Regions from separate parts of the Homo sapiens genome. Here region 1 is linked to region 2. Evidence: read pairs that join two places in POLR2A ChIA-PET (ENCODE). Cell type or tissue: CD4-positive, alpha-beta T cell. All regions are shown on one strand. Links, peaks and the distances in the headings refer to the core of each region. The heading gives the core; the rest is flanking DNA. Region 1 has its middle 5.0 kb from the start of GZMA. Region 2 overlaps CDC20B (cell division cycle 20B).

Region 1 (8,100 bases), core at 1,270-6,269, 50 kb before region 2:
GAAATCAGGACTTGCTCCCAGACAAATAAATCTCCAGCTCTGATCTAATGGTATTTTGTCCATCAGTTACAGAGATAACTAAGAAGAGGGCTCTATCTTGAGTACATGGGGAAGCTTCCTGGAGAAGGACAGAGTCAGCCAGGAGGAAGGGAGGGAGGGTCCTTACCAGCAGGAAGAAGAGTATGTACTGGAGGTGTCTTTCTGGACAATGCATTTGGAGGAATTGGGGAGAAAAGGGAGTTAACACAAGATTTGAGAAAGAGGGGTAGGCAGGACACAGACCACAAAGCCAGGCCTTGCAAACCTTGGTAAGAAGCTTGAGCTTTATGGGGAAGGAAATGGTAAAGTGTTTTGAGTAGGGTTGCAACATTATCACCCTTGTTGTTAAATGATCATTCTGGCTGCCATGCTGAAAGTGGAGTAGGGCAAAACAGGTCTGGAAGAAAGAGTGTAAACAGTTCACACTAGCCCTAAAGGGCTGATGATGATGGTCACCAGCAGGAGTTAGGAGGAAGCCTGACATTCTGGCATGGTAGCTCATGCCTATAATCCCAGCACTTTGGGAGGACAAGGCAGGAGGATCACTTAAGCCTACGAGCTCAGATCAGCCTGAGCAACATAGTGAGACTCCCATCTCTACAAAAAAATTTAAAAATTAGCCAGGCATGGTGGTGCATGCCTTTAGTCCCAGCTTCTCATGAGGCTGAGGTAGGACGATTGCTGGAGCCCAGGAGTTGGAGGCTGCAGTGAGCTGTGATGGTTCCACTGTACTGCATCCTGGATGAGCTGTGATCACACCATAACTCTTCAGCCTAGATGACAGAGTGAGGCCCTAATTCAAAAAAAGAAAAAAGAGAGACAGAGAGAAAGCCCAGGGGTTGGCCCACTCCCATCATTGGGAATAAAGAAAGGCCTTTAGGGTTCTGTGCACTTCTGGCAAAACCTCCATACTCCTTGCCCCCCACCACTTACAGCCTGATTCCAACAGGGCATCCTAGGCCCTGAAGGACACTCCCTTCCCTGCCCCTCAGAGGGCACTCCTTGGCCCACTCCCCTGCTACATTTTCCTCCATGGCATCTAACACACCCTGATATACTTTAGATGGTGTATGTCTGCCTGCCTCCCTCACTGGAACCTAAGCTCCACATAAGAGATACTTTTGTCTACTTACTTCTATGACCTCCAATACCTAGAACAACAGTATGTGATACATAATTAGGCCCTCGATAAATATTTCTTGAATAATTTTGAATAAGAGATGGAATTAAGCCAGACAGTGGCAAATGTAATCAAAAGCAGAGAAGGGATTCTAGACTCTGGTTTCAAGCAAGTGGTAGAAGTCAGGTCTCCTTCAGGACCTGAAAATCTTACCTTTAGAAAGGAATGAGGTGGGTACAGGAGGTGAGGGGCCCATGCTGTTAGAGCTGGGAAACTCCTTCCCACCTATGACACTATGGCCAATAGTGTGATGCTGCGAGGGAATCCACAAAGAAGGTGTCAAGACTTGACCAGGGATAGTTAACTCTCCAGGGCTAAAACCTAATTGTGCGGCCATGGTAGTCCTATGCAGTTGACCATAAGAGAGCTTGAATGGGGACTGCTCCTTACAAACATGTGCTTCCCAGACTCTGATACACTCATTAAGCCCCAAAGTCCCTTTTGAAGTCTCCCTCCTCCTTGTCCTCAGATAGCAAGCATGCAGGCTGTGAGGAAGCATGAGTGGGTGAGAAGTCGGAAAGTTGCACATGCACATTTCAAGTCCTGTTCTATAGAAAGGCTCTCATCTGTGGCCATTTCACCTCACAATGTTAGCAAGGTGGGGGGCAGGAGCTTCAGTAATCAGAAGGAGCACCGAGGAAGTGGGGACACTCTAATGTCAGGAAGCATCGCCTGAAAGCAATGCAATCATAGGAATGTGACCATTGCTGTGGTGCCGTTGTGTTTTTAGCAGTTCCACAATACCAGAAGCCCCTGCAATTTCAAACTCAGCTTAAGGCAAGAAAAAATAAAAGAACTAGAATCACCTCCCTCTACCCTCTACTCAACCTGAATCATACTCCATACTCTCCCTGCCTTGACTTTGTGGAAAAATAGAAATCAAGGTGGCGAGCAAAGAAGAGGACTTAGGGAATGAAAGAAAAGGCAAAGTATAGGTGAGCAACCGAAAGCAGGTGAAACCTGCAGGCTGGTTTGCTCATGCTCAAAAGTAGGGAAGACACATTTCTACCAAAATGGAAAATGAGGACACTGGTCCCTTTCCCACCCTGCCCCACTGCACCAGGATCCCGAGTTTTCTTCCACTGGTCACAGTACCAGTCAGTTCACGAATCTAAGACTGCCTGAATAAAAACGTTTGGATTCTCAGCACAGGTTTTCAACCACAGAACTGTCAGCCACCACCATATAATTTTATCACTGACAGGTCAACTGAACTGAAGCTTACTTAGACTAGCCTAGCAAAGCACTTCTGAAAAAAGTGTCCTGTAACTTTTTAAAAATCAATTACCGATTGTCAATACAGGTTGGCACATGTCTTAAGCCATGTCCCTCATAAGACTACAGAAGCAAGTATATATTTCAATCAGGGCTATTTTGTTGTTTTTGTTACTGTCATACCTGCCCAAAACTCCATTTCCTGTCTGTTTTCTAGCTGGAAGTTAAAGCAACCATGAGCAAAGCTGTAGGAAACTTCATCTACCAAAAACAGGACAGGATGTAAAACTTCACACCGAGTGTCATGTGGCAGGATGGGGAAGCACAAAAAGAGACTCATGCAAAGTTTTGAAAACACCTTGAGAGAAGTGAACAAACATCACTATGATGGACCAAAAAACATGCAATGATGCAGAGCACTATAATTTCAAGCTGGTTGTTGAAAACTGCATGATCTGTGCTAGTGGTAGAAAAGGCGAAGATGCGGGGAGGCTTCCAAGATGGCCAAATAGGAACAGCTCCAGGCTGCAGCTCCCAGCGAGATCAATGAGGAAGACAAGTGATTTCTGCATTTCCAACTCAGGTACCTTGTTCATCTCATTGGGACTGGTTGGACAGGGTGGGCAGCCCAGGAAGGGTCAGACGAAGCAGGGCAGGGTATCGCCTCACTGGGGAAGTGCAAGGGGTCAGGGGATTTCCCTTTCCTAGCCAAAGGAAGCCATGACAGTCTGTACCTGGAGGAATGGTACACTCCTGCCCAAATACTGCACTTTTCCCATGGCCTTCGCAACCAGTAGACCAGAAAATTCCCTCCCATACCTGGCTCGGTGGGTCCCACACCCACGGAGCCTTGCTCACTGCTAGAGCAGCAGTCTGAGATCAATCTTCAATGCTACAGCTTGGCAGGGTGAGGGATGTCTGCCATTGCTGAGGCTGGAGTAGGTGGTTTTGTGCTCACAGTGTAAACAAAGAGGCCAGGAAACTCGAACTGGGTGGAGCCCACTGTAGCTCAGCAAGGCCTACTACCTCTCTAGATTCCACTTCTGTGGGCAGGGCATATCAGAACAAAAGGCAGCAGACAGCTTCAGCAGACCTAAATGTCCCTGTCTGACAGCTCTAAAGAGAGCAGTAGTTCTCTCAGCATGACGTTCGAGCTCTGAGAACGGACAGACTGCTTCCTCAAGTGGGTCCCTGACACCCATGTAGCCTGACTGGGAGACACTTCCCAGTAGGGGCTGACAAACACCTCATACAGGCAGGGGGCCCCTCTAGGATGAAGCTTCCAGAGGAAGGATCAGGCAGCAATATTTGCTGTTCTGCAGCCTCCACTAGTGATACCCAGGCAAACAGGGTCTGGAGTGGACCTCCAGCAAACTCCAACAGACCTGCAGCTGAGGGCCCAACAGTTAGAACGAAAACTAACAAACAGAAGAAATAGCATCAACATCAACAAAAAGCACATCCATACCAAAACCCCATCTGTAGGCCACCAACATCAAAGGCCAAAGGTAAATAAAACCACAAAGATGGGGAGAAACCAGAGAGCCTCTTCTCCTCCAAAGGATCGCAGTTCCTCACCAGCAACAGAGTAAAACTGGACAGAGAGTGAGTTTGACAAGTTGACAGAAGTAGGCATGAGAAGGTCAGTAATAGCAAACTTCTCTGGGCTAAAGAAGCATGTTCTAACCCATTGCAAGGAAGCTAAAAACCTTGAAAAAAGATTAGACGAATGGCTAACTAGAATAAATAGTGTAGAGAAGATCTTAAATGACCTGAAGGAGCTGAAAACCATACCACGAGAACTTCGTGACACGTGCACAAGCTTCAATAGCCAATTCCATCAAGTGGAAGAAAGGATGTCAGTGATTGAAGATCAAATTAATGAAATCAAGCAAGAAGACAAGATTAGAGAAAAAAGAGTGAAAAGAAATGAATAAAGCCTCCAAGAAATATGGGACTATGTGAAAAGACCATTTTGATTTGTGTTCCTGAAAGTGATGGGGAGAATGGATCCAAGTTAGGAAACCTTCAGGATATTATCCAGGAGAATTTCTCCAACCTAGCAAGGTAGGCCAACATTCAAATTCAGGAAATACAGAAAACACCACAAAGATACTCCTTGAGAAGAGCAAACCCAAGATACATAATTGTCAGATTCACCAAGGTTGAAATGAAGGGAAAAATGTTAAGGGCAGCCAGATAGAAAGGTCAGGTTACCCACAAAGGGAAGCCCATCAGACTAACAGCAGATCTCTCAGCAGAAAGTCTACAAGCCAGAAGAGAGTGGGGGCCAATATTCAACATTCTTAAAGAAAAGAATTTTCAACCCAGAATTTCATATCCAGCCAAACTAAGCTTCACAAGTGAAGGAGAAATAAAATCCTTTACAGAAAAGCAAATACTGAGAAATTTCATCATCACCAGGCCTGTCTTACAAGAGCTCCTGAAGGAAGTACTAAACATGGAAAGGAACAACTGGTACCAGCCACTGCAAAACCATGCCAAATTGTAAAGACCATCAATGCTAGGAAGAAACTGCATCAACTAACGAGCAAAATAACCAGCTAGCATCATAATGACAGGACCAAATTCACACATAACAATATTAATCTTAAGTGTAAATGGGCTAAATGCCCCAATTAAAAGACACAGACTGGCAAATGGGATAAAGAGTCAAGACCAATCAGTGTGCTGTATTCAGGAGACCAATCTCCATGCAAAGACACACATAGGCTCAAAATAAAGGGATGGAGGAAGATCTACCAAGCAAATGGAAAGCAAAAAAAGCAAGGGTTGCAATCCTAGTCTCTGATAAAACAGACTTTAAACCAACAAAGACCAAAAAAGACAAGGCCATTACATAATGGTAAAGGGATCAATGCAACAAGGAGAGCTAACAATCCTAAATATATATGCACACAATTCAGGAGGACCCAGATTCATAAAGCAAGTCCTTGAAGACCTACAAAGAGATTTAGACTCCCACACAATAATAATGGAAGACTTTAACACCCCACTATCAATATTAGACAGATCAACGAGACAGAAGGTTAACAAGGATATCCAGGACTTGAACTCAGTTCTGCACCAAGCAGATCTAATAGACATCTACAAAACTCTCCATCACAAATCAATAGAATATACATTCTTCTCAGCAACACATCGCACTTAATCTAAAATTGACCACATAATTTGAAGTAAAGCACTCCTCAGCAAATATAAAAGAACAGAAATCACAACAAACTGTCTCTCAGACCACAGTGCAACCAAATTAGAACTCAGGATTAAGAAACTCACTGAAAACCACACAACTACATGGAAACTGAACAACCTGCTCCTGAATGACTACTGGGTAAATAACAAAATGAAGTCAGAAATAAAGATGTTCTCTGAAACCAATGAGAACAAAGACACAACATACCAGAATCTCTGGGACACATTTAAAGGAGTGTGTAGAGAGAAATGTATAGCACTAAATGCCCACAAGAGAAAGCAGAAAAGATCTAAAATCAACACCCTAACATCACAATGCTAAAAACTAGAGAAGCAAGAGCAAACAAATTCAAAAGCTAGCAGAAGGCAAGAAATAATTAAGATCAGAGCAGAACTGAAGGAGCTAGAGACACAAAAAACCCTTCAAAACATCAATGAATCCAGGAGGTGGTTTTTTGAAAAGATCAACAAAAATGACAGACTACTAGCAAGACTAATAAAGAAAAAAAGAGAAGAATCAAATAAATGCAATAAAAAATGAAAAAGGGGATATCACCACCGATCCCACAGAAATACAAACTACCATCAGAGAATACTATAAACACCTCTATGCAAATAAACTAGAAAATCTAGAAGAAATGGATAAACTCCTGGACACATCCACCCTCCCAAGACTAAACCAGGAAGAAGTTGAATCTCTGAATAGATCAATAACAGGTTCTGAAATTGAGGTAATAATTAATAGCCTACCGACCAAAAAAAGTCCAGAACCAGATGGATTCACAGCCAAATTCTACCATATGTATAAAGAGGAGCTGGTATCATTCCCTCTGAAACTATTCCAATCACTAGAAAAAGAGGGAATCCTCCCTAGCTCATTTTATGAGGCCAGCATCATCCTGATACCAAAGCCTGGCAGAGACACAACAAAAAAAGAGAATTTTAGACCAATATCCCTGATGAACATCGATGCGAAAATCCTCAATACAATACTGGCAAACCAAATCGAGCAGTACATCAAAAAGCTTATTCGCCATGATCAAGTTGGCTTCATCCCTGGGATGCAAGGCTGGTTCAACATATGCAAATCAATAAACATAATCCATCACATAAACAGAACCAACAACAAAAACCACATGATTATCTCAATACATGCAGAAAGGGCCTTCAACAAAATTCAACAACCTTCATGCCAAAAACTCTCAATAAACTAGGTATTGATGGGACGTATCTCAAAATAATAAGAGCTATTTATGACAAACCCACAGCCAATATCATACTGAATGGACAGAAACTGGAAGCATTCCCTTTGAAAACTGGCACAAGACAAGGATGCCCTCTTTCACCACTCTTATTCAACATAGTGTTGGAAGTTCTGGCTACAGCAATCAGGCAAGAAACAGAAATAAAGTGTATTCAACTAGGAAAACAGGGAGTCAAATTGTCTCTGTTTGCAGATGACATGATTGTATATCTAGAAAACCCCATCATCTCAGCCCAAAATCTCCTTAAGCTGATGAGCAACTTCAGCAAAGTCTCAGGATACAAAATCAATGTGCAAAAATCACAAGCATTCCTATACACCAATAACAGACAAACAGAGAGCCAAATCATGAGTGAACTCCCATTCACAATTGCTTCAAAGAGAATAAAATACCTAGGAATCCAACTTACAAGGGATGTGAAGGACCTCTTCAATGAGAGCTACAAACCACTGCTCAACGAAATAAAAGAAGACACAAACAAATGGAAAAACATTCCATGCTCATGGATAGGAAGAATCAATATCATGACAATGGCCATACTGCCCAAAGTTATTTATGGATTCAATGCCATCCCCATCAAGCTTCCAATGACTTTCTTCACAGAATTGGAAAAAACTACTTTAAAGTTCATATGGAACCAAACAAGAGCCCACATTGCCAAGACAATCCTAAGCCAAAAGAACAAAGCTGGAAGCATCATGCTACCTGACTTCAAACTATACTACAAGGCTACAGTAACCAAAACAGCATGGTACTGGTAATGGCTGCACAACTATGCAAATATACTAAAATCCATTGACTCATACACTCTAAATGGGTGACCTTTATGGTGTGTGAATTATGTCTCATAAAGTTGTTAGAAGTCAACATAAATGGAAGAGCAACCATTCACATAAAAATAAACAAAATTGTCAATGTTTTAAGAATTTTTCAGTAGGTGTAGTTAATTACAATTTGACTTTTTTAAGTCTGCACTAAAATTACTCACCAAAACCAATAGCAGGGTCCTCACTGCTGTTACTGAAAATGATTAACCTTTGATACACTTGTAATATCTGAGAAAAAGAAATGCAGGGGTCTCAGCAGGGCTCCCTTCTAAGGTCACTTGATTTCTAAAGAAGTAACCACTAGGTTTGAAGTCATCAGGATGTTAACTATGGGGATGGTTGGTTCAGTACCCAACATCCT
Region 2 (5,000 bases), core at 1-5,000:
TCCCTTTGGAATGGGAGGATCTTCAGTATCTGCTCTTCTAAAACAAAAAGAAAGAAACCCCACTAGCAAAGCACTGAGAAACCAGTAGATCTGATTAATCCCTAGTATTAACTTCAGTAGAAAATAAAATGGTCTTTCTTGTAAAATCCTTTTTGTTAATATCTGATTTCTGAATTTCTCACACAATGTCATACTTTTTTAAAAAATCAATAAATTAATTAAGAACCTAGAAAGTAAAAGGGAGCCCCTAATTTTAGCCAGAAATTCTTCCAAAAACAATCAGCATCAAAACTGTCCCTCAATTGCAATGAGATACAAAAGATTTCTTTCAGAAGATAGTCATAACAATGTTTTTCACAACCCTTTATCTCCTACTGCTTCCCTCCTCGGTTATTAAATACTTTCAGTATTAAAGCCTGTCGTTACATGGGAATTTCATTGATTTGAAAAAAATCTGGGCTCCCTTTCAATCTGCAGAACTGCAATGCATCATCATGTCTGATGTCATTGAAAAGAGTTGGCACTTCTATTAACATTTGTCTTAATAAATACGCTGATAGTCAAAAGAATTATGTTGCCTAGGATTCTCAAAAGAAAGAATGGGAATTACATCAGCTGATGATAGGTGGCAAATTTTGCTTCTGAAGGATGGGAATGAAAATGTCTGTGCCCAAATGAGAATTACATATTTCAGAAAGAGAGTTTGTGTTTCGGGGCTCTGGCAGGTTGATCATGGATCCTGCCCATCACACTGGTGGTTTGGAGCCCACTCCCCCATCTCTGCCCCAACATAGGCATCAGACTGTCTCTCACTCTCCTTTCCTTCCCTCTTCTTCTTCCCTACTACTCTTGGAGGTTCTTCTTTCTTCTTTCTTCCTCCTCCTCCTCCTCTGTCTCCTCCTCTCTTCTCTCTTTCTCTTTGTCTCTCTCCCCCCATCCATCCCCTCATCCCTCTCTCTTGCTTCCTTCCTCTTACTTTCTCTTCCTCTCATTCTCTCCTGCTTCTGTCTTTTTCTTCCATTTCACATCTGATTATTCCATTACTAACGCATAATTTTTTCTGACTCTGTATACCAGTAACCTTACCAGTCATTAAAATTCTATACTTTGCAAAACAAAAGCACATATATATGTGTGTATGTGTACATATACATATATACATATACATTCATACAATCTTTACAAAAGTAATCATCTAACCAATGCAAGTCTCAAAAACATATTAAAATTAAGCTAAATTTTGCCTGAGGATGTAGGATGAGTCCCTACATCTCAAACTGCAACCTAACTTGGGATGTAAACTAACTGAAAGCCTAACTTAGCTGAGTCTCCGCCAATCACAGAAGCTGAGCTTCAGTCAATCACAGGCGGCCAACTAATCAGACCACGTGCAAATAAGGCGAACTGAGCTGTAGCCAATCAGGCCGGCTCCTACGCACTTCCAATTCCTATCCATAAATGCTGCCCGCCCCCACATGGAGTGGCTCTCTGGTTGCCCATTGGCCAACGGTTCTTTGCACAATTAACTTTGTAAAATTTAATTTGTCTAAAGTTTTGTTTTTGTTTTTGTTTTTAAACACATACAGTACCTTTCCTTTGTTTTTGTGTCATTTCTCCCCACCTTGGAAATTTCTTATTCAAAGGGAGAAAAAGAGAAAAGAGTTGACTCAAAGTGACACTCCTTAGTTCTACAAGACAAAGATTCTCTCAGGAATATATCTTTTATTCACGTTGCAAAACGGGGCTGTGGCGTTTGGGGCACCTCACCTAGAGTCAAGGTCTCTTTCTCAGGCGGTGTCTTCAGCACTGATCCGGAAGCTTCTGGGAGGTAGGTGGTTGACTGCTCTTCCCCAAAGGAATCAGAGGACAGAGCCCTAGTTTGACTTTGCTGCCACCTTGTGGTAATGGGGCTACTCGCAACAGGAACCTCTGCGGACAGCCTCTTCGCAAAGTTGCTCTTAAAGTCAGAATACGTAGCATTAACTGAATCGAGTACCTGTTTAACAACAAAAACAGCTGTAAGTCCACTGGCCTCAGTGATGCAAAAGTAAAAATTCCCTATAAGAGAATTACAAATGACTCATCTAGTACAACACCAATAAAATATATATAATGAGATTTTTTTAATTTTTGTAACCTAGATATTATTTTATATATTTGTATATATTTTTGTATATAGTTATACGTAAAATGTTATATTTTATAGTTACATATTATATAAACATAAATATGTTATGTTTTATATATTTATATATTATATAAACATAAATATGTTGTTTTATATATTTATATATTATATAAACATAAATATGTTGTTTTATATATTTATATATTATATAAACATAAATATGTTATGTTTTATATATTTATATATTATATAAACATAAATATGTTATGTTTTATATATTTATATATTATATAAACATAAATATGTTATGTTTTATATATTTATATATTATATAAACATAAGTATGTTGTTTTATATATTTATATATTATATAAACATAAGTATGTTATGTTTTATATATTTATATTTATATATAAAATATGTTATATTTTATATATTTTTATATTGATATTTATATACAAAAGTTATATTTTATGTTTATATTTATAAAACATGTTATTTTATATGTATTTATATATAAAAATGTTACGTATTTTTATATATTTATGTGTAAACTGTTACATTTTTATATGTATTTATGTGTAAAATGTTATTTTTTTATGTTTATATGTGAAATATATTATTTTATATGTAAAATAGATATATATTTCTTCTATCTAAAAAACACCAAAATGCCACTACTTACTTAGAGCCTCTGCTCAAGGGTCTGTAGGTATACCAATGTAGTTTAGGGAGTAATTACATTTATAAATATTACCATTACATATCAGTGTAAAATATGACATATGATATAACACTATGTACTGAACATGCAAGATGTTTGTATGAAATGATAAAATTTCAAATCTGGATATAAACAGCAATTTTCTAGTCCAAACCCTTCATTTCACAGATGGGGAAGCTGAGGCCTAGAGAAAGTAAGTGATTTGCTCAACATCTGTCCATCTTCTCTAAGAAACACCAGGAGTTTGATATTTATAGAGCCTGTAGTAGTGAACCATCCCATGTAGCCATGTGAAATTAAAATGCAAGTGACAAACTGGAATTATCTTTTAATAAAATGACAGACAATTTAGATTAAAATCCTAGTCATAAAGAGCTCTTATAGAAATTGACAAGTTTACCAACTCAACAGAAAAACTGGGCCATAGGACATTAAAAAGACAATTCATAAAAGAGATATATAAATGCCCAAAAGATATTTAATCTCACTAGCAATCAAAGAAATGCAAATTTAAAACAGCAATGAGATGTTAGCAATAATTTTTTTGTGACAATCCCTGGTGTTGAAGGTGCCAAAAACAAACACTGGCATACACTGCTGTGGAGGTTAAATTAGTATCTGGAAAGGACTTTTGGACAATGTGCGTCAAAAGCCTTCATATATGTGCATAACTTCTACTGACCCAGCAATATCACCTCTAAGAATTTAAAAAAGAAATCAGCCGGCCGTGGCGGCTCATGCTTGAAATCGTAGCTCTTTGTGAGGCTGAGGCAGGCAGATTGCTTGAGCCCAGGTGTTCGGGACCAGCCTGGGCAACAAGACAAAACCCTGTCTCTACAAAAAATACAAGAATGAGTTGAGCGTGGTGGTGTGTACTTGTAGTCCTAGCTACTTGATGGGGCTGAGGCAGGAGGATTGCTTGCTGCAGTGAGCCGCATTGGCGCTGCTGCACTCCAGCCTGGGCGACAAAGTGAGACCCTGTCTCAAAATAAAAACAAAAAAAGAAAAAAGAAATCTAAGATATGAGCCAAGATGGAGAAAACATCCAGCATTTATTGAGTAGTTACTATGTATGAAACCATATGTACAGGGTTTTACACGTTTGTATTTAATCCTAAGAAACATCTGTGAAGCAGATCTTATTTACGCCCATTTTATCAGTGAAGAAACTGAGGCTTAGAGGTCAAGTGAATTGTCCAAGACTACACAGTAAGTGGCGATGCCACACCTGAGGCTCACCTGTCTGACCCCAGAGTCCAGGCTCTCAACTGAGAACATGAGGGTGTGTACTGCATTTTACATGTTTGTAAGTACAAAAAGATGTGAGACAGAGACTAAGTGTTTACCAGTGGAGAACTGACTAGGCAAACTAACAGGACATCTCTAAGAGGGACTGCTCTGCTGCCATCAGAAATGACATACATTAGGGAAATGTAAACTAAACCACACCAAAGCACCACTTCACACCCACGAGGATGGCTAGAATTTTTTTAATGGAAACTAATAAGCATTGGTAAGGATGCGAAGAAACTGGAATCTTTGTACATTGCAAGTGTACAGAATGTGAAAGGATGCAGTCATTGTGGAAGATTAGTTTGGTGATACCTCAAAAAGATAAACCTAGAATTACCACATGACCAAGCAAGTCCACTCATAGGTATATGTACTCAAACTCAAATTCATGTGCACATATGTTCATAGTAGCACTAATCACAATAAGAAGGTGCAGACAACCCAAACACTCATCAACAGATGAATGCATAAACAAATCATGGGACGTATCTACATATGCAAGTGATCTACATATCACTCCCAAGAGGAATGAGTTGCTGATACATGTCATAATCTGCATAAGCCTTGAAAGCATTATGCTAAGTGAAAGAAGCCAGACAGGAAAGGTCACATATTGTGTGATTCCATCTATATGAAATAGTCAGCACAGGAAAATCCATAGGCGGAGAACACAGATTGGTCATTGTCAGGGATTAGGGGAGGAGGAAATGGGGAGCAACTGCTTAATGGGTATGGAGTTTTCTTTTGAGGTGATGAAAACATTTTGGAACAAGAGAGAAGTGGTGGTTCCAGAACATTGGAAATACACTAAAGACCACTGAATTGGTGACTTAAAAGGTTATTTTTGGCCAGGTG

The links. ChIA-PET counts read pairs that join two places held together with the same protein. Peaks named below come from ENCODE experiments on the same cell type or tissue, not always from the same donor. Only the 100,000 strongest peaks of a DNase experiment are listed, where the experiment ranks them.
Region 1: POLR2A ChIA-PET joins it to region 2 with 9 read pairs; 4 of 35 experiments call an interaction of 5 or more read pairs at or near these places.

Annotation. Positions count from the first base shown.
Region 1 is chr5:55,093,635-55,101,734 of GRCh38, forward strand. It overlaps the pseudogene GZMAP1. Among named protein-coding and RNA genes, the nearest start is that of GZMA, 5.0 kb to the right of the region's middle. In CD4-positive, alpha-beta T cell, for the core only: no CTCF peak of the experiment used is centred there; DNase peaks (open chromatin) are centred at 2,737 and 3,427; H3K27ac peaks cover 2,209 bases.
Region 2 is chr5:55,144,861-55,149,860 of GRCh38, forward strand. It overlaps CDC20B (cell division cycle 20B), which reads right to left. Exons shown (of 12, transcript NM_001170402.1): 3 at 1,768-1,996. Among named protein-coding and RNA genes, the nearest start is that of GPX8, 13 kb to the right of the region's middle. In CD4-positive, alpha-beta T cell, for the core only: a CTCF peak has its summit at 1,901 (motif pointing left); a DNase peak (open chromatin) is centred at 1,891.